2 separate regions of the Homo sapiens genome follow, and region 2 is linked to region 1. A link is a loop called in an ENCODE intact Hi-C map of the cell type or tissue named here. Cell type or tissue: breast epithelium. All regions are shown on one strand.

Region 1 (8,000 bases):
TGAGCCAGCAGATGGTGCCTGAGAAGGACACACCCAGGCTGGCCACGTGGATATGCATCTGACATTGGGGTGCCCCTGCCTGGGACGCAGCTGACTGCCTTTGTAGGCAGGTCCAGGGCTACCCCTCAGATCAGAGTCCCCCACCAGGGCATCTTCTAAGAAGGGAGCAAGGGTGCCACTAGGCTGCTCTGCTGCTTTGCATCACCCTCAGGTGAGGGCTCACCTCAGAGGCCGCTAAAGACCAGGAACCAGATACCTGAGGCAGGTGTGCACACCTCCCCCTCAGCAATCCTGAGTTCACTGTAGACCACATGAGGAGTTCACTGTGTGCCATGCCAGTCACCACAAGCCCTTCAAATCCACTCCACCCGCCTCCAATAAGACTCCCTTGCTGACTGGCCTTAGTGCCCTCTTCCTACGGTCAGAGAACCAGAAGGCCCAATGAGAAGGGGGCACATGGTAACTTTCCCCGAGATTCCACCCCATCCTCTCCTGGGAGTGACTCACAGGGCATCATCCTTGGTCTCCGCACAGAGGTGCAGGCGGCCGCCTTCCCGTAGGTTCACAGTCAGCAGGCCATCTCGGCTCCGGCCCTCTGGGGGCTGCACATCTGGAAGCAGACACACATATATGGGTTTCCACAGGCACAAGCCCCAGGTCCCCCCAGTAAAGCAGGGACAGGAATAGGAATTGACTTCTCTGGGCTCTGTTTACTGGCCACTGCCAACCTCCTCTGATCCCATATACTCTCTGAGGGATTCCACTCTACGTTTCCAACCTTTCCAACCTTTCCATGCTGAGGCTTCCCTCAGCACACCTCCCAGTTACCCTGTTAGAACTGTGGCCTGGGCCTTGGTGGAGGAATGTGGAGATTTGCTGTGACTCTGGGCCACTTCGCTTCTCTGGGCCTCCTAATTTCATTTCGTCTTCATCCAGTACCGAGCGCCTGGAGGGCAGGAACTGTGCCTGGCTCACCTCTGAGACAGCACAGAGGAGAAAGGCACTAAAGGACTGATTTTTCTTTTTCTTTTTTTTTTTTTTTTTGAGACAGGGTCTAGCTCTGTCCCCCAGGCTGTAGTGCAGTGCCATGAACACTCACTGCAACCTCTGCCTCCCAGGCTCAAGCAATCCTCCCACCTGAGCCTCTTAAGTAGCTGGGACTACAGGTACACACTACCATGCCCGGCTAATTTTTGTTTGTTTTTGTTTTGGTAGAGACGGGGTTTTGCCATGTTGCCCAGGCTGGTCTTGAACTCTAGACTCAAGTAATCTACATGCCTCTCAAAGTACTGGGATCATAGCTTACTGCAGCCTTGAATTCCTGGGCTCAAGCAATTCTCCTGCCTCGGCCTCCCCAGTAGCCATATGTGACCGCATCTCACCAATTTTTTTTTTTTTAAGAGACAGGGTCTCGCTATGTTGGCCGGGCTGATCTAGAACTCCTGACCTCAAGTGATCCGCCCGCTTCAGCCACCCAAAGTGCTGAAATTACAGGCATGCGCCACCACACACAGCCAAGGACCTATTTCTTAACTCACACCAAACTGAATTGGAGTTGACAGAGGCTCAGAAGCAATGTCTGTGAAATGCCTCTGAAAGCTGCAAAAAGACTTCCAACAGCAAGTGTTCTCGGAGACAGCGGGAGGCTCTGCCCACAGTCACGGTGCCACAGAGGAAGGGGCTTCTGCTCACCATGGCACTCTGGGCCGATCTTTATGTCACGGACATTGAAGTGGATGAGCACACGGTCCTCCTCGTCCTGCGCTGTCTCATCGTGGTAGTATCCCAGGGTCCCGTCCAGCCACAGGGCAAACCAGTTCCGCTTCCAGCGGCGGAGGATGGAGCCTGTACGATATTCCAGATGCACTAGGCAGGCTGATCCCAGAGCCTGCTGGGAATAGAAGCCCCAGACAGACTCCCAAGTCCCCTCAGCCTCAGTCCCTAGTGTTACAACCACCTTTTTCTTGTCTACCCCCTGAAATGAGGGCAGGACCTCTTTCTGTCTTGTTCACCTCCTGCCTCCCATTGGGTCTGATGCATAGCAGAAGCTCGATACACGTGCTGAACAGGGAAATGAGTGACTGGGCCCATTACTTGGAAGCTTCTAAGGCCAAGCCCCAGGTCTCTTCAAGGGCAAAGACCTCTCCCTACCTTAAGCCTGCATCTTCTCTCTCTCTGTCTTTGAGACAGGGTCTTGCTCTGTCACTCAGGCTGGAGTGCAGGGGCACAGGCATGGCTCACTGCAGCCTTAACCTCCTGGGCTCAAGTGATCCTCCCATCTCAGCCTCCCAAATAGCTGGAACATCAGGCACGCACCACTGCACCTGGCTAATTTTTAATTAGCCAGGTAGGTATTCTTGGAGACAGTGGGTCTCACCATGTTGTCTAGGCTGGTATCAAACTCCTGGGCTCAAGCAATCCTCCCAACTCAGCCTCCTAAAGTGTTGGGATTACAGGCATGAGCCACTGTGCCCGGCCTCTTATCTCTCATCTCTGACTTGTGTGATGGTTATTTGTGTAGCATCTGCCTCCTGTACCACTCTGGGGGCTATGGCTCCCCACGCAGGTCCTGGCACCCAGGGAGACCTGGCTCAGTGTTTGCTGAACTAAATGAACTGAGAATGGGCAGGGGTATGGGGCATGGGGCTGCTTGTCCCAGGGGTCCCCAGGATAGCTCTTGCTCAGGTCATGACTCTGGTCAGAGGTGGGTCTAGAAGCCCGAGACCGAGCTTCTGACATTTTGCAACTGGAAATCTTAACAGGGAAGGGCAAAGACATAAGAGAGCTTCTTAGGGCTTTGTGGATTCCAAAGCACAAAGGCATTTTTCACTTTGTTCTGTGCCTCGTTCTGTGTCCAGCCCGGGGTTGGGGGACTGTGGACACACAGAGGGTCAAACCCAGCCCCTGTCCTTGAGGAGTTCGCAGACTGGGGCCAGTCTGGGGTCAGGGAGTGGGGATACCCACAGATAGACAGTTCTGTTCTAAGGAGATCACTGTAAGGCGCCGTGAAAACCGAGGAGGGAGCCTCTAATCCAGCTTGACGCTACTGCAGGAGCAGGGGTGGGGGCCAGAGGAAAAGCCAGAGAAGGCTCCTCAGAGAGGGGCCCATCTGAGATGGGTCGTGATGAACAAATAGAAGTTTAAACCATGTAGTCGGGAATGGGAAGGACCTTCAGGCAGAGGGAAGAGCATGGACAAACAAGGGAAGGATGAAAAGGTCCTGGTTTCTTGAGAGAAGTGTTCCCCGTGGCAAGCCCAGTAAGCCACTTCCTTCACCCTGCCCCAGGACCAGGGGCCCAGGATCACTCACTCTGTCTCCACAGCCAGCCGCCCCTCACCAGGGCCATTTCTTCAAAAGGACTTTCCAGAGCGGAGTCAGGCGGGACCTGTCAGAGGAGCCACGGGAGACACAGGCCTCAGCAGCAGCTCCCTGGAGAGAAGCCCCCAGCCCTGCCGTCCCTGGGGAGCCACCCAGGAAACGTTTGAGGGAGGGTTAGTAAACAAGGGCCAGGCGGCCTCGGCCTCCTCCCCATTCTCTGCTCAGGAAGAGAATGGGAGCACTGTCACTGTGGGGTCAGCAGGGCAGCCATTGGTGTGGGGTGGGGGTGGGGACCAGGAGCCTGGATTCCAGCCTCAGCTTGGTAACTTTGGCCATATCCCTCCTCCCTGGCCCTCTGTCCTGGTCTCAGTTTCTAGATCTGTAGAAGTGTGTCTGTGAGGCAGGCAGAGGCTGGAGGGAGGAGCTCTTGAAACATTAGAATATGCCTGACTAGCTCAGTCGGTGGAGCATGAGACTCTTAAAGTATTAGAAACCTTGGGATTCTGTAATGTGGAAGTGCAGAATATTAGAATCACGGCAATGGATGAGGGAAAAGCTCCCTCCTATTTGGACCCCACTAGAGCTGTTTACAAAGTGCTTCAAAGAGCAGTTCAACAGCAGCTGTGATGGACCGAGCACTCTGTCCGGGTACCCCCTATCAGTGCTTTCATCCATTATCTCATTTAAGCCTCCCTGCAGTCCTTATTATTCCTATTTCAGAGATGGGGAAACGGGGGCCGGAAAGGTCCAGTCAGTTGCACGGGGCCACTTGATTAGTAAGCAATGGAGCCCAGACTCACACCCAGCAGTCCTGGCTTCAAACCGTTATGCCGGCAGGAGCTTTGAGAACTTCCGATACCAGGCCACACTCCGTAACAATTAAATCAGAATGTCTGAGGGCAGGAGGCAAGCCCTGATACTCTTCAAAGATCCTCAGATGATTCCAATGTACAGCTAAGTTTGGACGTCACCGCACATTCTACTCCCTCACCTTGTCCCCACTCTAACCCTGTTAGGAAGGGAATCCTTACTCCTGTTTTACAGATGGACAAACTGAGGGTTAGCAAATGACTCATCCATGTACATGATGTAGCTTGCACTGGAATCCAGGTAGGTGCCCTCTGTTCCTGAGGGCGACTCACTTGCCAGCGGGTGCCTCCGCCCCTCCCCCACCTGCTCACACCTGTTGCTGCGTAACAAGGGCTGGCACACCTGGGCTGGAAGGCCCAGCCTTGTCTGTTCCTCTTGCCGCTCCCTCCCCTCTCCACGGTCTTGACACAGATCAGACAAGAGGGTCAGGTGCAGACTCCTTTTCCAGCCCCTCCCCTTGATGCACCCACCTTGTCTACACTTGTTGCGGATGTTGCTGCCTAAGCGGCCGCTACTCGATGCTGCTGCCACCCAACCCGCTGCGCCTGCGCTTTGTGTGCCCCGGAGAGCCTGGGGCATTTCTCTCCTCCCGCAGCGCCTGAGAGCCCAGCTGCCCCCGGGCCCCGCCCTCCGGACCTGCCCACCCCAGGGAGGGGGAGTGACGTGAAGAGATGCTGACCCGAGGCGTACTGGGACTTGTAGTCTACCCCTGTAGAGCTGGGCAGAAGCAGCCCCGCCTGCAATTTTACTTTTCTATTAAGACATTTGTTCACTCATTTATCATGAAATACTTTTTCTTAAGAATCATTGAACTCAGTTCCTAGAAAAAAAGAAAAAGTAAAGTTGCAAGGAGAAGCCAAGCTCCTAGTTTTGCATGTTTTTTTGATGCTTCCCCTTTCCATCCCCAGCTTCCAGTCTAGTGAGGGAGATTACATGGAAACACACAATTGGAGCACAAGGTGTGATTTAACAATGGAAAAGATGAGCCTGACTTTTCTCAAGGGGTTCAGGAAGGCTTCCCAGAGGAGGCTGAAAGGGGCCTTGGAGGATGAGGGGCAGTTTCCTAGGCGACCCGAAATTTCCCCTATGAATACTGTCAGGATGTTGAAGAGTGCCCAGCATTTCCGTGTGTCTAGAACATAAAGCGCAGGGGTGGGGAGGGCATCGGGAGTGTCAGGCGATAGAGCTGCAGGGTTTGGAAAGAAATAGCACAGAGGCCTTGCATGACAGGCGGAGAGCTTGGATGTTAGGACGCAGTGACTGGAGCTGGGGGTGGGAGTTTCAAGATGAGGAGTGAGGTGTGTGATTAGGGGGTCGGAAAGGCCCCTCTAGGGCACAGTGAAGAATGGACTGGCGGGAGCCCACCTGGAGAAAGGAAGACTTTCTGTATCTATCACCTCGGACTGTGATCATTTCCTTCAATAGCTCAGCCCCGCAAACCCTCACCTACCAGCAGCCACAGGATGTCATTCAGAGACCAGAGGATGTCAGGGCCTAAAAGACTTCTGTCCCGTCCCCTATGTGGCAAGGGTGCCCACCCTGCCCTGGGCCCTTCCTCCTGTCCCAGAGAACTCTTCCTTACCGGGGCTGCAGGGCTCATGGTTCCTGGGTGGCCAGGGCAGCATTTCCCAGAAGGCTCCCGCAGCGGGGCATTTCCCTGAGCGCCTTAGAGATAAGGGGATCAGGAAGGTGCTACCAAGTGGGAGGCTGGAGGGGGAGGCAAGGAGGGAGCGCACAGATCCCAAGGAAGGTCGCCCTCTTTCTCCAGGCTCCTCCCAGCCTTTCCAACTGATGGCTCTGACCCTAGGTTCACTAGACAAGTCATCCCTGATTCAGAAGTGGTCTTGGCTCAGCATCGCCGAGGTTCCCGGAGTGGAATCGGGGCGAGGTTGCGGGGGCAGGACAGGAACCGGGCTGGTCCTCCTCCCTAGGTTGGGGGCGGGGCTACATCTTCATTCTTTGGCCTGGCAGGACAGCGCCCATCACCCCAGTCCTGGCTGCGCAGTCTGGCTCTTTAAGCCTTCCTCTCTTGCTCCTGAGTCTCTGTAATCCTGACCTCGAGCTACCCTCGCTCCTCGGCCCTTTGTGCGGTGCGTGCCCTGCTGAGGGATTCGCCATGGCCAATCCTATTAACCATTGAGTTCATCCCCTCTTAGCCGACTCAAGAACCAGCTCTCCCATACCGCGTTTTCATCTCTGTGCCTTTAACTCACTCTCTGTCTGGTTCCTGGAACGTCCCAGTCCCAGCTTCTCCTAGCTAAATTTTCCACCTCCACAGTGGAAGGAAGAAAGGAAGCAGTGGGAGGGGGAAAGAGGCAAGGAAAGAGATATGGAAGGAAGGAAAGACAGAAGGAGAAAAGAAGGGAGGGGAAAGACGGGAAGGCAGGTAGGTAGGGCTGCAGCTGGCCTCGGAGGATCTGCGCCTGGGTCCTGCCCCGACCCAGCCTCTCTCCAGCTCTCCCTGCTCCCCTCCCCGATGGGCAGTGGGGCATCCTTCATGTTGAGGGGCGGGGACGGTGCAATCATCTCCTAGATTTCATTCTCTGGATTTAGCAACCAGATGAAAAAGGAAGGTTCTCCAGCAGCAGTGGAGACTTCAGGGGAAGACTCTCCCCTACCTCCCAAAGAGCGGGCACTATGACGAAAAAAAGAGGAAAGGACGTGGCAAACTAAAACCACAGACACTACTACCGAATCTAAACGTAGCCGGACTTGGCCCATGTCTCTAAAAGCTGGTCAGTGACCCTCTTTGAGAAGCCAATAAGGAAGTGTAGACTGTCCTCAGGAAAAAATCTGCGTATAATTCCTGGGAGTTCATAGACCTCTGAAGCCATGATAGTCATGGTTGGATTGTTTTTAATTTCCAGAGCTGTGTAGATGGGAGGAGAGTGTAGATTGACGAGTGAGAGGTATGACAGTATGTCAGGAATTCCAGCCGCAGCAGTCCTGGCTGTGAGAGACTTTGTTTGTTCAATCAACTAAAACTTATTGAGACTAATAAGCCAACAAGTAACTTTTACATTTCTTTGTGGCTATGGTGCACAGAACCATTGGCAGAGAGGAAAAGATTTTGCCATTTCAAGTGTCCCTGGTGAATGAACAGCCCACAGATAATACATTGTTTAGGAAATAGTGGACTGGCTCATCAAATTCAAATTTACTACTTACATTTTCTAGAGAGTATAATATAATGAGAATAATTTATATTATCTTTATTTTAAAAAACTTGAAGTTTATATCAAGATGCAATTTGAGCAAAAGTAAAAGTGCTTATGAAAACATTTTAAATGGCCGGGCGCTGTGGCTCATGCCTGTAATCCCAGCACTTTGGGAGGCCAAGGCGGGCAGATCACCTGAGATCGGGAGTTCGAGACCAGCCTGACCAATATGGAGAAACCCCATCTCTACTAAAAATACAAAATTAGCTGGGTGTGGTGGCACATGCCTGTAATCCCAGCTACTAGGGAGGCTGAGGCGGGAGAATTGCTTGAACCGGGAGGCAGAGATTGTGGTGAGCCGAGATTTCACCACTGCACTCCAACCTGGACAACAAGAGCTAAACTCCGTCTCAAAAAAAAAAAAAAAAAAAAAGAAAAGAAAACACTTTAAAGTGATAATTTTACGCTTTTTTTTGTCTTTTTTTTTTTTTCCTTTTTCTGGAGAACGGGGTCTCGCCATATTGCCCAGGCAGGTCTCGAACTCCTGGGCTCAAGCTATCCTCCCGCCTCTTGCCTCCCTGAGAGCGGGATTACAGGCGTGAGCCACTGCGCCCGGCCAAAGTGATAATTTTAGTGAGATGTAATTCACCTAC
Region 2 (8,000 bases), 220 kb after region 1:
GAGGCTAGAAACCAGAGTGCAGTGAATCAGGAGTGAAGAAGTAGATTTAGCATATATAGCCTATTCTTACTAGAAGCTTAGCTACCAGGAAAGGAAAAACAAAAGGACACTGACTAGAAGTGAATGTAGGGTTGAAGGAAGGTTTTCTCAGGTATGAGTGTGGGGTACTGATAGGAAGGTGCAAGTGGAGAGGACAAGTCAGAGATACAGGAGAGGTGGTGCCAATCAGAGCCGGGCCTCCACAGAGGCTGCTGTAGGGGTGGGAAATCTGGAGCTCAGTTCTCTTCTTTGGTTTGGGAAGTTGAGTAGCAGGTGGAGACAGGGTGCCTCACGCAGGAGGGCAACTAAAGGAAAGACTAAAGGAAAGGTCACAGATAGATGTGCTTAGAATAAATTGCCCAGTGGAAAGTGGAGAATTCTCATCTAATGACCTTGATTTGCTGAGACAGAGGGGAGTAGAGATCAAGGAGGGTTCTTAACCAGGGAGGTCAGGATGTGAGAGCCTCACAGGAAGGAGTAGGACTGGAAACTACCAAAAGATAACAGAGCAGGGTCACATTGGGGGGCCCATCTGAATGGTGGAGGCTGTGAATTTGTCCAGGCTCTCATCCCCAGCACTGGGCTATTTTCTCATAATGTTCAGCACCTCTGGTGATAGACTGTGGGATTGTTTCGGATCAGTTTGCCAATAAGTGGAAAGACATGGAATAAATAGCTACTATTTATTGAATGTTTTCTATGTGTCAGGAACTATTTGAAGTTCTTTATCTATATTAGCTTGTTGCATATTGCAATAAACTTTTGAGGTTGGTACTCTTATTATCCCCATTTCCGAAATGGGAAAACTAAAGCTTAGAGAAGTTACATAATTAGCCCAAAGATCCAAGCCCCAGCACCCTGCCACTGTGCTGCATGAGCTCTTAACTGCTACATTGTGGTTGCATCAGTGGGCCAGAGAGAAATTAAGGCGTTAGACTGGCTAAAGAGGGAAAGGAGTGCAGATAGGAGGAGGCTGAAACTGTAGGGGAAAAAAAGAGATTGAGATTGAGTACATCCTGGCATGTTATTCAGCTTTAATTTTAAAACAAGCAAAAAGTAAGCCCTCATCTAACTTGATTTTCCCCAATTTTGTTTTTAAAAGTCAACATATTTCCAGGCTGGGCGCAGTGGCTCACACCTGTAATCTCAGCACTTTGGGAGGCCGAGGCGGGTGGATCACGAGGTCAGGAGATAGAGACCATCCTGGCTAACACCGTGAAACGCTGTCTCTACTAAAAATACAAAAAATTAGCCAGGCGTGGTGGCACGTGCCCATAATCCCAGCTACTCGGGAGGCTGAGGCAGGAGAATTGCTTGAACCCGGGAGGCGGAGGTTGCAGTGAGCCAAGATTGCGCCACTGCACTCCATCCTGGGCCGACAGAGTGAGACTCCATCTCAAAAAAAATAAATAAATAAAACATATTTCCAAACAAAAAATAAGCCCTCATCTAACTTGATTGTCCCCAATTTTGTTTTTAAAAGTCAACATATTTCTACTAAAGTCACCCAGACTATTTTCTCAAAAACACACAAAATCCATAAGAGAGGGTAGCGTTAGAGTATTGTATTTAAAGGCCCCAAACTCGGAGTTGAAAGACCTAGATTGTAGCACTAACTTTGCTTCTGATTTTGGTGCAACCTTGGGAAGATCCCTTTCCCTTTGAGTTACTTACACACACACACACACACACACACACACACAGCATATTTTGGAATCCTACACACACACACACATACACACACACACAGCATATTTTGGAATGCTGGCCTCTGGATTCACAGTGCAGATTTCCTGACTGGGGGACTTCCTACCATGGAGAAGCTGGCTCAAGGTCAGAAAGGACAGTGTAGGTTACTCTCACCTTCCTGCCAGAGCTAGCCATTTGTGATGCACAGAGGTGCCTTCAGAAGGAACCAGGCTCTTAGGTTTAAATTTCTTTCAGCTGCTTTAAGGAGACCCAGAAGTTGCTTGAGAGAGAGCTATTTTTAGCAGCTCTGAATACCCTGAGATGTCATCTGTCCAGGATGCAGGGAAACATTTCACTCTTTTCATTGGTTCTGAAAGCAATGTGGGTATTTGGAGCTTTTTCCCAAGCTCTTAATGATTTCAGGGATCTTATTTAAGAACTCTTTGGCCCCACAAGAGGTAGGAGCCAATCAAGACTTGGCTTTCAGAATCGAGGGACCTATTAATGGTAATCTGGCTTGAAAATAAATGAAGGGACGGATAAACAGGTTAACTAATACAGATAAAAATAAAATAACCTCCTCATGAGAATCTTTTGACAAAACATTTTCCCCTATTGTCTCATTTGATTTCACTGCATCCCTATAAAGTACAAATACATTATTCCCATTTTACATACAACAAACTTGGAGAAGGGTAGGGAAAAGGAATTTGTGCTTTCTGAACAGCTGCCCTGTTCCAAGCCCTGCACAAGTCATGTTACAAACATTCATTTTTACCTTAGTCTTGTGAGTTGGGGCTTCTTGCCTCCAACTTTGTTCAAACAGGTTAAATAAGTTGCCCAAAGTTATACAGCTAAAAACCAGTAGATTTGGGAGGGCAAGGCGGGGGGATCCCTTGAGGCCAAAGGTCAAGACCAGCCTGGGCAACATGGTAAGACCCTGTCTCTACAAAAAATTAAATTTTAAAAAACAGGCAGGCTTGGTGGCATGCACCTGTAGTCTCAGTTACTTAGGAGGCTGAGACAGAAGGATCACTTGAGCCCAGGAGCCGGAGGCTGCATTGAGCTATCATTGCACCACTGCATTCCAGCCTGGGCAACAAAGTGAGACACTGTCTCCAAAAAAGGCAGTATAGCTGGGATTCAAACCCAACTTGTCTGACCCTACAACCTGTGCTCCTTCTATAGCACCACAGTGACCCAGAGGCTTCAGGGATGGAGTGCCTCTGCACTGGTCCTATCTCTTAGAGGTTTTACAGACAGCTCTTTAGAGGCCAAAGATGGTGATATTGTCTCTGAACCTTCACTTCCTCTAACACATCTGCCATATGTGAAATCCCTCTGCAGTTCCTGGGAGAACTGAAATGTATTCTTATAACAGACAAGCAAAAAGCAGGAACTTGGGCTTGTTCACATCCGGCAGCTCTGGGTCAGCTGTCTGGAAGACACTATGGCATCCAGGGAGGGGCTCTCTGCATTGAATGGACTTTCCCAGATGACATGTCTGTCACCCTCTCTAGGGTAAAGGTGTTTTACATCTTTATTTACTGCTTTTGTGAAGCTGGGGGGAAACTGCTATTGCAAAACAAAGTCTGTTTATGTAACTGCAATGTATACAACTTTGCACAAATTCTTAGTGGTAATTTCAACTAACATTTCTATCCAACAGAGTTTCAGTTCCTGCATTCAGCTTATGGTAGGAAAGCTATTTTTCCTCATCTGTATTACAGCCTATGAATGTGTTCTCTCGTAACAATGGTAGATCCCCTCTCCTCTCCTCCCCAAATCCCATCCCCTAGGCTTGGGCTCCCCCCAGGTGGCTCAGCAGCAGTTCCTAAAGCATGCAGGAACGTGTCTGATGGTGCAAAAATCATGGGTTGGAGACACACATGAACCGTCCCTAGGGCAGCAGCAAAGGATCATGGCACTAAAAGGCGTCTCTCAACCTAACCTGGCTGCCGAATTCAAACAAACAAATGAATAAAAATTCCAGGGCCTGTATGCAGCTCCTCAGTTGGCTTTGTGGTAGCCTCTGTGAAGGAGTACCTGGATTATGCCTATTAGAACCCAAAAAACTAGTCTGCCCCAGGATCAGATTTTCCATCTCCATCGGCAGTCTGACATGTTTGAAGACCTGGTTGACTTTAGATACAATATGTTCCCTTAGCCCAGAACTTGAGCTCTGGGCTCATTTTCCTAGAAGATGGTGAGAGGTGGGGGGGGCAGCGTGCTGATAAATGAGGGACCAGAACTGGGTTCTCTGGACAGTGTGGACTCCAGGCCCAAGGCACCACGGGAACTTCTGGGCACCTGTGAGGGTCCCAACAGTATAACTTGACTAGGTCCTTTTTGTCATAGACAGGAAGGGACCATGGGAGGGACTTGCAACTTTCACCACCCTCACCTGGGCTGCTCAGGAAAATGTTTTTGTAAAATTTCTGCACCCTTTCTCAACTTTTAACCTTGAATTATTTGGATGCTGGAAATTGAATTTGTGTGTCGCGCATCTGTCAGGAGATGAGCTGTGAAATTTCTCCTTGCCACTGCTGTGGGCTGTGTGATCTTGGGCAATTTACTACTGTCTCCAGGCCATAGATAAATTGTTTAATTTCACATGATCTCTGAGGTCCCTTTAAATGCTAATACACTGTCCTCTTATAATTTTATTACTTCAATTTTGTTAGTTGCAGACCTGTTTCTCATGTAGTCATTTTTTGTTTGCCTCAGGATATATGAACCTGGACAGAAGGGTGCATAAAAAGTTAGAGAAGCTTTCATTCTTCCCCTTCCAGTTATAGCATCTGAAATAGATCTGCATAAAGAATACGGATGCAGTTCTTCACTTTATAAAATTCTGTGCCAGGCTCTAAGCTGGCCCTTTGAAAATACGAAGACTAGTAAGACAAGGGGCTTGTTCTCAAGGAGCTCACAGTTTAGTGGAGAGAAGACATGCCATCAAGTACAGGTGCTTCCAAGAATCATAGGGATTGGGATAGTCAGTTTATAGGTATGCATGAGAGAGCTGTGGTTAAGGGGTGGGGAGAAGGAAAGGCTTCGTAGTAGGTGTGAGTCTTCAGCTCATGATTGATGGATTAATTAATATTACCAGATGGAGTTTGGGGAGATACATGCCAGAAGAGGTAGCAGTGTGGACAAAAACATGGAGATGTGAAGCTCCTTGGCATATTCTGGGAATGATAAGCAGTTTCTGTGGCTGTAGTATGGGCTGGAGATTGAGAACAATGAGAGAGTCTAGAGAGGTCATTGGGACAAGATGATCATGGTGGGGCATTGAATGCTACACAGGAGTTCAAACTTTAGCTTAGAGTCAGTGGAGAACTATGGAATGTTTTCAAGAAAGGGGGTTTTATGATTAGGTTTAGGTCTTAGGTATATCGCTCTGAGTGCAGCTTGAAAATTGGGGGCAGCAGATTTAACATGAGGAAGCAGTTGCAGTAGTGTAGTTCAGATGAGAGACGATGAGAGCTTCAATTAGAGCTGTAGCCTACAACTTTGGAGATGGAAGAGGGGACAGAAACCAGAACTAGAAACTATAAGACTGGGTGACACTTTATTTTTGACCCTCACATCAGTACTATGAAGCAATCAAGGAGTGATGATTATTGCCATTTTATGAGACAACAAAACTGAAGTTTAGAAAGGTTAAGTAACTTGCCCAAGGTCCCATAGCTAATAAGTGGCAGAGCCCAGGCTACAACTCAGATTTCCTGACTCAGTACATTGTTCAGGATGATGGTCCCTTGCTGCCTCGTCTCCTTGTAAGTGTGCTAAACAGATTGTTCAACTGTCAGAGGGCGTGAGGGCCCCGTATCCAGGGAAGTGAACAACCCAGCACCTGGATGTGGGCAGCATGCTGTGACTGGGCCCATGGCCCTTCACTGCCAAGGGTTCTTTCTCTCTCTCTCTCTCGTTTAATTGAGGGATAACATATAGACGGCAAAGTATATAAAGTACACTTAAGTGTACAGCTTAATAATGTCTTTACATATGTATATGCCTATATTTAACTACCACTTAGTTCAAAATACAAAACATCTCTAGGAAGTGGTACTTTTCAAGCACCCAAAGGCAGGCATGCCATTCAGAGCAGCCTCCTCTGTGACCATGCCTCTAAAAGCTTCAGTTGGGATTGTCTTCATCCCACAACTGAGCTCTGAATCGCTCCCACCAATAGAATGGGTGACTTTAGAATCGTTATATGGAGGAGCTGGATCACATGGTACAACTAACTAATGGGGAGGTCAAGTTGACAGCTAATATTTGTTTTTTTGATGTGTTTTCACATTTATCTAGTTATGTAAATTATAAGGATTCAAATATACAGAGGCGTACGGAAAACACTAATTCATTTTCTTTGTAAAGAAACCAGAAGAAAATAAAGAAAAATATTTTTATTCAGAAAAATATACAGTATAGTTCATGTCATCAGTTGGAAAAGACATAGTAACCAAAGGCACAGTCGCACTTGCTTCTTTCCTGGTTAACCTGGAACATTATTTTACTATGTATCATGCTGTCTTGTTCACTCCCTGGTTGGCGTGTGGCTGTGTTGCATCCCCAGCTAGACCATAAGTACCTTGTGTGCGGTGACTGTGACCCACGTGTGTTCCCTTCCACCGTGGCGCTCCCCTCAGTGCTGAGTGCAGTGTAGACCTCAGTCACTCTTTGGATAAAAGAATGATTTACTCTTTTGTAAAGAATAAGTTAGTTTAATTTACTAACTTTAATGGTCACACAGTCCTTCAGGCTAATGTCAGACTTTTGGCTTATGATGAAAATTATGGTAAAGTATATACCACTTGGAGGAAAAAATTTGAATGGAAGAGAACCTCCAAATTCTCTAAATTCCTACAGCCAAATTCAGGCCTCCTGCCCCCTAATGGCATTCCTGCGGGGTCTTGAGGGCATGGGTTTGCTTTATCTGACTTTTCAGAGCTACATGTTTTACTTTTTAGAGAGTTGTTTTGGGTGGCCACTGCTTTCCAGCCACATGTGTGGCAGAGTCTAAATTTGGAGACATGTTGATAAGATTTGTTAACACTAATTGGATTCTTTATCCCTTTCCTGTTTCCCACCCCCCCAAAGAAAAGAAACGCAAAATGATTGTTTAAAACAGACTCTCCTCCTCCTGCATTGTCTGCAGAGCCATGTCTTCATGTCCAGGAAAGGCCCTGGGCTCTACATGGAGTACTGCTGGGTCTCCATTTCTCTTATCAGAATTCTCCTTTTAGTGTGACTTTCCTGCCCATGATTTCCTTCTCATTTCTCAGCATCTGCTGTATATATTGCTGGCCATTAATGCAAATGCAGAGTCAGCCTACAATAGCCATAATTCTAGCCTTGGTTCAACAAAAACAGCACAGTCCCTGACCTTCTCTGGCCCCAGTACTTCTGGGATCGAAGGAACCAGAGGCATTACCTGTTACCTGAATGGGCAGAGGGGGTTACGGGATCTCTCTAGAGGTAGAATGTCCTTGTCCTGGTGGAATTAGAGAGTGTATAGGCATACTTTATTCTCATAACACCCTGTCTTAGCCTCTTATTTAAATGTTTTAAGTATTGCCAATGCAGCCCCACCTTCTGCTAATATACTATATAGCACCCCATATCCATGACCCCCCCCCCAAGACTTTATTTGAGTGGAAAATATGTTGCTAAAATTCTTCGTTTTACCATAAACAGTAATTTGAGTCAAGAATGTTTCCTCTCTAGTGTTTGAAATTATAATAAGGAAAATGTCTAAAAAGTTAGGCAAGTCCCACTTCAGAACTCTGTTTCTCTTCTCCTTCCCTCAGGACACCATGAAGGTAAGTTTTTTGAGTCACTCCCCATTTCTAAAACATATGAAGTATCATCCTTCAGATGTCTCGAGCTGAGCTTTGAGTCAGCCTGGGAAGTCTTTGCAGATCTTAAACTGGGCCTCATCTATATTTCCTACCTACCCCAAATTTCATATGTGCTTTCTTAATGGCCCAAAGGACCACCTCTAATTCATGAGGAAATATCCCAGGTGGGGCACCCAGTAACACCTCAGTAGGAGATATTCAGGGGTATGCAAGAAGTATGTCTGTCTGGCCTCAGCTGGGTGTACAGGAGAAGGAGTTATTAGCAAGGAGTGCCCCACTGGCTAACTAGGTTCGGTGTGGCACAGTGCCCAGTGCCTTTTAAGCTACCATGGCCACAGCTCAGTCCCTTCAGAAGAGATGGTAGTCCAGCAAGGTTCATGTAATGTGGTCATTATTTGTGGGCCT

Evidence for each region. Peaks named below come from ENCODE experiments on the same cell type or tissue, not always from the same donor. Only the 100,000 strongest peaks of a DNase experiment are listed, where the experiment ranks them.
Region 2: it touches region 1 in a loop (3-fold over the local background); 3 of 110 quality-filtered maps call a loop at or near these places.

The regions. Positions count from the first base shown.
Region 1 is chr11:73,644,398-73,652,397 of GRCh38, reverse strand. It overlaps PLEKHB1 (pleckstrin homology domain containing B1), which reads right to left and starts at 5,817. Exons shown (of 8, transcript NM_021200.3): 1 at 5,772-5,817; 2 at 3,311-3,386; 3 at 1,693-1,845; 4 at 508-610. The coding sequence starts at 5,789. RefSeq lists enhancers at 4,539-4,698, 5,334-6,252 and a silencer at 4,739-4,958. In breast epithelium, no CTCF peak of the experiment used is centred here; DNase peaks (open chromatin) are centred at 286, 4,507 and 4,827; H3K4me3 peaks cover 1,380 bases; H3K27ac peaks cover 1,776 bases.
Region 2 is chr11:73,420,446-73,428,445 of GRCh38, reverse strand. All of the region lies in intron 3 of FAM168A (family with sequence similarity 168 member A), which reads left to right. Among named protein-coding and RNA genes, the nearest start is that of RELT, 48 kb to the right of the region's middle. In breast epithelium, no CTCF peak of the experiment used is centred here; no DNase peak of the experiment used is centred here.